Regions from separate parts of the Homo sapiens genome. Here regions 1 and 2 are each linked to region 3. Evidence: read pairs that join two places in POLR2A ChIA-PET (ENCODE). Cell type or tissue: HepG2. All regions are shown on one strand.

What was found. ChIA-PET counts read pairs that join two places held together with the same protein. Peaks named below come from ENCODE experiments on the same cell type or tissue, not always from the same donor. Only the 100,000 strongest peaks of a DNase experiment are listed, where the experiment ranks them.
Region 1: POLR2A ChIA-PET joins it to region 3 with 11 read pairs; 1 of 35 experiments calls an interaction of 5 or more read pairs at or near these places.
Region 2: POLR2A ChIA-PET joins it to region 3 with 6 read pairs; 1 of 35 experiments calls an interaction of 5 or more read pairs at or near these places.

The regions. Positions count from the first base shown.
Region 1 is chr3:53,477,516-53,480,015 of GRCh38, reverse strand. No RefSeq gene overlaps it. Among named protein-coding and RNA genes, the nearest start is that of CACNA1D, 16 kb to the left of the region's middle. RefSeq lists a silencer at 900-1,194. In HepG2, no CTCF peak of the experiment used is centred here; DNase peaks (open chromatin) are centred at 1,065 and 1,545; H3K4me3 peaks cover 948 bases.
Region 2 is chr3:53,168,480-53,170,979 of GRCh38, reverse strand. All of the region lies in intron 2 of PRKCD (protein kinase C delta), which reads right to left. Among named protein-coding and RNA genes, the nearest start is that of PRKCD, 8.5 kb to the right of the region's middle. RefSeq lists a silencer at 659-708 and an enhancer at 1,905-2,500. In HepG2, a CTCF peak has its summit at 1,815; DNase peaks (open chromatin) are centred at 419, 1,449 and 1,799; H3K4me3 peaks cover 219 bases.
Region 3 is chr3:53,841,831-53,844,330 of GRCh38, reverse strand. The region is part of intron 1 of CHDH (choline dehydrogenase); the gene reads left to right. Among named protein-coding and RNA genes, the nearest start is that of CHDH, 3.3 kb to the left of the region's middle. In HepG2, a CTCF peak has its summit at 1,424; a DNase peak (open chromatin) is centred at 1,300; H3K4me3 peaks cover 1,811 bases.

The sequences.
Region 1 (2,500 bases), 360 kb after region 3:
CTGGAGTGCAGTGGCATGAATTCAGCTCACTGCAACCTCTGCCTCCGAGTTAAGCAATTCTCGTGCCTCAGCCTCCCGAGTAGCTGGGATTACAGGTGCACACCACCATGCCCAGCTAATTTTTTGTATTTTTAGTAGAGACGGGGTTTCGCCATGTTGCCTAGGCTGGTCTCGAACTCCTGAGCTCAGGCAATCTGCCCACCTCTGCCTCCCAAAGTGCTAGGATTACAGGCATGAGCTACCGTGCCAGGCCATATTTCTGAGTTTTTTATCCTTCCAGATGTAGCAACTTCCTAAATGTTTAAGGGGAGCCACCACTGCATCAAGCAGACAATGTGCTGATGCACTATGATTAGTAGGGCTGGATATAAACCTCAGGAAACATTTAATGGCAAGATGTTATAAGAGGGCAATCTACAAGGCAGGACACCCTGTCCATAGCAGAATCTTCTTGCCTTCCACCAGAGACCAGGCCCTACAATCCCATGTAAGACTCCTGATTATCCTGCTGAAGCAAAGTTCACCTTTTTACCCCTGGCATCAAGGTCCTCTGCAATCTGGCCCTAACCTAGCCTTCCAGCATCCCTCCCTGCTGGAACTTTCCACTCAGACTCACTGTTTCTCACACATACCTTATGCCATTGCTAATTCTTAAGCCACCAGATTGCTTCTTGGGCACATGAGTCCATGTGGACACGGTTAAATCTCCTGCATGCCTTTTGATATCTTGACGTTTGGAATTGAGCTGGGCAATTGCTCAATGTGAACAATGATTCTACACTTTAAGGAACTGGGGACATGATCTTTCCAAGATAAAAGGGCTTTTCTTTCTTTTCTGGTCTCCTAATGCCACCTCAGGTCACGTTCCACTGTGTGGAGCCCAGACAATTATCATGCTGTGGCCAGAGATGTTTAATTGGACTTTAAAAGATGAGAAAGCAGCAGGGAGCTGATTGTCAGCTCTCTGACAAGACTGTGCCGCATAGGTGGCCAGCAGCACAGAGGAGGGCTGGCCTGCCCAGTGTCATGACTGTCTCCACCCCTGGGGCAGTGAGGTTAGGAGAGAAGGGCAAGATGTAGCAGTGGCAGGACAGCCTTCAGCAGACTCAGTGCCAGATTGTCCTATATCCCGTTTCTACCCCAAGAACTGTGCTCACTCAGGGGGCAACAAAGACTTCTTTTTTAAAATTACCCTTCTTCTTAAGACAAACTTCTCTAACCCTTCATAGTAATAATTTATTTTTATAATGGGTTTTCATCTCCATGCAACCCTTTAAGCCTCTGAGGTAGGTCAGGGAAAATATTAACACTTCCAGTTCATAAAGGAGTAAACTAGATTCATTATGCTGGGATGTGAGTTTGCCAAGGTTATGCAACTAGTAAATGGTTAAGCCAGAACTGCAGATCAGCTGTCAAAGATCACTGATGCAACAGCAGATAAAAGCCATTTCAAACAGGACAAGTATACTACTCCACCTCCTGCTTCTTAATGCTATTCCCTGAAGAAAAAAGATCCCTTTGTTCTGACAAGTGTGTGGAGAGCAGACTATGCCCTAAAGGCTAATTAAAAAACAGAGGTTCCCACATCCACCCTCCATCCTGGGATTGGACTGGCAGAGACTACACAGAAACACAGACATTTCCAGACAACACAAGGCTATCTATGTGCTCCACTGCATCTAGGCACTGGGGAGTTCCTAGGTCCATGAGAAAGCTGAGAAAGCTACTGGCTAAGGAAGAGAACCCCTGGGTGCTGCTCTGAACAGACGTCATGCAGTGTGGCCATGAACCCAGATCACCTGACTCATTGTCAAGATGAACAGGGCTCTGGCAGGTCAGATCTGCCACTGGATATGTGAAGGGATTCTTTCCCATTATTTTTCTTTTTTCTTTTCTTTTCTTTTTTTTTTTTTTTTTTTTTTTTTTGAGACAGGGTCTCATTCTGTTGCCCAGGCTGGAGTGCAGTGGCAAAATCATAGCTCACTGCAACCTCAAACTCCCAGGCTCAAGTGATCCTCCCACCTCAGCCTCCCATGTAGCTAGGACTCCAGCCACACACTACCACTCCCAGTATTTTTTGTGTGTGTTTTTTTTTTTGTAGAGACAGGGTCTCCTTATATTGCCCAGGCTGGTCTTGGACTCCTGGCCTCAAGTGGTCCTCCTGCCTGGGCCTCCCAAAGTATTAGGATTACAGGTATAAGCCACCACACCTGGCCTCACATTATTTTCCTCAGAAAGATCTGAAATAGGAGAAAACTTTGAAAATTAACGTATTTTCCTTCTCTTGAACTTTAAAGCTGCCACAGCCCTCACCCTCAATTGTAAAGGCTTGAGGATGTTTTCCGGAAACTATGGAGAGTAGTTTAAATTTTCAACCCTTTAAAAAGTTGAAAGCTATCCTTTCAACACTGCCTGTGAACAAGTTTTCATTTTTCTTTCAGTAGAATCTACAAATCACTAAAAAAAATATAGAGGGCATTTCCCCAAGCAATATAGAGGG
Region 2 (2,500 bases), 670 kb after region 3:
ATGACACAGGGGCACACGTACACACACACACACACACACACAGAAACACACATGCACTCACCGGCTCTCACATCTCAACAGATACCCGGGCCCACACAGACCACACCCGACCACATAGGCTCCACACGCACGTGGAGTGCCACAAGCTGTGATGTACACACTGGCACAGAGATGCTCCAGGCAGACACAGAAACAAACATACAGTCCTGGAAGGACCCCACATCCCTGACTAGAGTCTGGCACCATGAAGTCCAAATGCAGCTTTTTCCACCACAGCCCCCAGGCACAATGGCTGGGGAATGGAGGAGGGGCAGAAGGGCAGCTGGTGTCAGGCTAGGCTGGGCCTTTCCACCCAGGGAGACGAAGAAAGTCCCTCTTGATCCAGAGCAAAGTCTAAAGTGTGTAAGGGAAGGAGTGGGCTGGTCAGGCACATCACTGGGCAGGCCTCCGCCCGCCCGCCCACCTGCCTGCAGGGCCCTGAGGCTATGGTGGAGGTTGAAGGTCACAGGTGGCAGTCACAGGCCTGGCGCGCAGGGGGAGGGGAGGGCTTGAACCTATGTTGGTAGGGCAGCAAGCCGGGCACCCCAGGAGCAAGTTCCTTGAGCTCCAGGCTCACTGTGCAGAAACCGAAAGAGAGGTTGAGCAATTCAACCAAAGCCACAAAGCCAATGGGGCAGACCCAGGGGGAAGTGGGGAGAGAACTTCCAGCTCTAGTCCTAGAACTGCCCATCTGGCCTCCAATGGGGTGAGGGTATGTGTTTGGAGATGGGAACAGCTCCTCCATCAGCCCCCAGTACAAGAGCCCTACTCCTTAGCCCTTCTTTCTCCCACAGAGTTCCCACGATTTTCCAGATGGTTTACCATTGGAAACAATCGTTTTGTGTTTGGGAGAAGGCAAGATGGCCACCTAACCCTTTTGCCAGTCATCCCCAGGATCTGGGCAGGATCCACATGATGCTTCCCCACTTTGGGGATATTGAGAAAGCTGGGAGAGAGGCAGGACCATCCCGCATGGTGCGCCATCCCACAGCAGGCAGCGGACAGAGGAACCGGCGAGCTTGGACCTAGACAGGCCTAGCTCAGATCTGCTGCCTGGGTGCTCCGCGATCTTGGCCCAAGTGCTCTGGTGTCTTCCAGACTTCCTTGGAAAGTGGGAAAAGAGGCTCTGTTAAGCCCCCCAGCCGCAGGGTGCCCTGTTCTGGCCTGAGGCTCTGGGCAGAACTGGGCTGAAGCAGGCAGCATGAGTCCACTGGCAGAGGCTGGCCAGCTACTGCCCCTCCCGGGGCTCCAGCCTCCCTGTCTCAACAATGGAGACCTCTAAGCTTTCTCCAGCCCTGACACTGGAGGACCCTGGGATCCTCCTCCCACCCCAACAACCCCAGCCCACAACCTACACCACGCAGACATCTGATCTAGCCTCAGGCCTTGGCGACTGCCTGCTCTGCTCTGCCTGTTTACCCAACACGGCCATAGACATGATCCAAAGCTTCCGGAGCTGTTGTGAAAACAGCGGCTCAGCCACCACAAGCCTGCCCTCCTGGGTGCCTTGGCAGAGACCTTTGAGGGACAGCCATCCCAGTCCTGTTCGTGGGCCTCTCAAATGCTCCCCCACCCCTTAGAAGGCCTGTTGAGCCCTCTCCTCCCCAATCCTGGCTTTAGGCTCCCGTCTCTACTTTGGGCCCAGACCCTCCTGAACTTCAGGCTTGTGGCCCCACCTGCCTCCCTGGCTTCACCACATGAATGACTCCAGAAGAGCTCAAGCCTGCCCACACCAGTCCCCCGCCGTTCCCCTCCCAGCGCTCCTCATCCACTAGGAGTGCACGAGCTCAGGCAGTGGCTCAGGCCAGACAGCTCCCCCTGCTCCCCACACAATAAGGCCATCCCGTCTGCCGCTGCAGCCTGTCCTCAAGTCTCAAATCCTCTTCTCCCACCACCACCATCCCCAGGCTCTGCACCTGTCTTCTGACTGCTCTCCATCCTCTACCCCGGCCCGACAGTCCCCCTGTTCCAGCCACCAGACGGGGCTTTTCAGACAGATTTTGTCACCCCCTGCCCAAGCCCCCAGTGCCTCCCATTGCCCCTCTGACAAGCCCAGACTCCTCCCCTCAGCCTGCTCCATGCAGCCTGCCCCCCGCCACCCCCCTCCCCATCACCGTTACCTCCCTGACCTCTCGGGCAGGCGCTGCCTTTCCCTCATTCCTGTGCCCCAGCCACGCTGACCCCTTTCAGTTCCCGAAGCAGCCAGTTCCTTCCCGCTTAGGAGCCTCTGGGCTTGCTGTTCCGTCTTCCTGCTCCACCCCACCCCACACAGTGGCTCCTTCCCATCGTTCATGTCTCACAGGACACCACACCCCGTGATCTGCCCATTTCACAGACGAGGCAAGTGGGGAACGGTCCAGTCCCTGGCTCAAGTGTGCACAGCCAGTAAATATTGAGCAAGGATTCAACCAGGGTCTGTCTGATGCCTGCAGAAGTCCTGCTCCTAAGCCTTCAGGATACC
Region 3 (2,500 bases):
AGAGAAGGGCTGAGGTTCTTTCTCCCCCCAGGGGAAGAAGTGTCAGGTGAGGGTGGTCTGGAGGTGGCTGAGCTGTAAGAAGGAGGAGTACTCAGGCAGGGGCTGCCAGGCAGAGACCCAAGACCCAGGCCAAGTGGCTTTCCTGCTGTTCTGGGTTCAGAATGACACTGCCCTGGCCCCCTGGGGCTTAGGGATGGGGTGATACCTGGTTCAGTTTCGTAGTTGGGGCTGTGGAGTGGAGGAGAGGGTGTGAAGGGCCCTGTAGCCACAACTGGAGGTTGAGGTGGGCAAACAGGTGTGTCTGCCTGTCCCCTCGGGGGTTTTCCCCCCTAGCTCAGAAGGCCATGCCTCAAGTGGCCCTGCATGAGAGGTCCCAGGTGGCCTGCCGGAAGGCACACAATTTATTTGGCTGCCTAAGCCTGATGACTTTGTGGCTTTTTGAACTGGAGGCTCTGGCAAGTCACTGCTCTTCTCAGAGCAGTTTCCTTTTCTGTAAAATGGGGTGGTGATAGGGGCGATGAAGTGATTTGAGTCTATGAGAGAAGCGACCTTTGGACATTTTCTGACCTTCTCCCTTCAGTCATAAATTCTGCTAGGTCTGGGTTTCTGAAAGAGCTACCAGCCAGTGTGCCTTCCTGTCCGGGGGGGCTTTGTAGGGGGTGCTCATTAAATGCTTGAATGGATGAATAAATTAACACCTACCTTCATCCAAGGCCAGTGCCTGAGCCTGCCCACCCAGGGGAGCTGGTTTGAACTTCCTCCTCTTTCTTCACAAGCAGAGCAAAGGTCAGGGCCTCTGCCAGAGCCTGGAAGATCACTGGGTCAAGTACCTATGGCCCTGACCCAGACCCTAGGGTCTGCACAGACTCTGTGCAGCCACAGCGCGGTGAGATGCCTGGCTTCCAGACCACCTGGTTCTGCGGCTCATTCACCATCTGTTGGCCTTGAGTGAGGCTCTTAGTCTTTTGGAACCTGTTTCTCCATCTGTAACATGGGGCTGACATCAGTTCTGCCTCCCCAGCAGGGCTGTTAGGAAACGCAGAAGAAACAGCAAAACAGCAGATAGGAAAGCAAGTTGAAGGATTTAAGAGTGCTGTGTAAATTTAGGGGCAGGAGAGGCAGAACCAAAAAAAAAAAAAAAAGGTGGGGGGGGAAATTCCCTAGGACCCAAGAGTCACGGTAATCCCCAGATTCTGTCATTGTTATTCCGACCTTTGCTTCTTTGCCTGATCCATCCCTGGGAGAACAAGGCCATCAGGGTTGTTGACAAGTCCTGCGGGTCCAGCCTCCACCCACACAGGTGGAATTTTCCAGTTCGTTCTTTTGCAAATATTAATCAAGGCCCTGGCTGGTCAACAGTGGATTCATTGTCTCGTGAAGAGTGAGCCGTTTCTGGCACATACTGGCTGTCTCCCAGGGCCCCTGGTGGTGAGCCGGAGCTGGGAGAGGAACTGTTGGGAGCACTCCTGGCCTCGGTGCTCCCTCAACCCCATGTTCTGCTCCAGCTGGTTAAGCTTGGCAGGGTCAATTTTAATGCCTGCTTTGAGGGAAAGACCCTGAAGCCACACTGAGGGCTTGCACCCCACTGTTCCCAGCAGGGCTACAAAACACATTTTCTCTGCTCTAGTAGGAGGGGCTGGCCCAGGAAAGCCCGCAGACTCAGGCTAGGTGTTAACTCAGCGTTAATCCCACTCCTCCTGGTTCCTAGGAGAAACCCCTTGAGGTCACATACATGTGTTCTGTTCATGGCTGTGGTCCCTGTGCCTTGTCTCCTGGGTACTTGCATTGATTTTTACATTGTTGTTATCACACTGGGGTCTCAAAGAAAGCCTCGGATGCAGAGGAGACAGGTACTGTTGTCGTTCTCTCAAAGCTCCATCTGTAAACAGGGGTGATGAAGTTAGCCTCATAGGGCTGCAGGGAGGATCACCCTGTCACCCTACGTTGGGCCGTATGTTGGGCACATGCAACAGGATCGGTGGTATATTTTTTGATCCATGATACTTGAATTTATTTGTTATTAATAATATATGGGTCGTAGATGTAGCATCACATTCCACACTTTATGGAGGAAGAAACAAGATGAGTGAGGCTATGTAAGAAGAGGGAGGATGAAACTCAGGCCAGCTGTGAACTTGATAAAATCACTATGTGGTTTGGTTTTAGCTTTGCGCTTTTCTTTTTTTCTTTTTTCTTTTTTTTTTTTGAGACAGAGTGTTGTCCTGTTGCCAAGGCTGGAGTGCAGTGGTGCAATCCGCTCACTGGGCTCAAGCAACCCTCTGAAGTAGCTGGGACTACAGGTGCACACCACCATGCCTGACTAATTTTTTCTTTCTTTTTTTATTGTTTAGAAATGGGGTCTTGCTATGTTACTGAGGCTGATATTGAACTTCTGGCCTCAAGCAATCCTCCTGCCTTGGCCTCCCAAAGTGCTGGGATTACAGGCGTGAGCCACTGCGCCCAGCCTGTGAGTTTATTTTATAACTTTATATTTGTGATT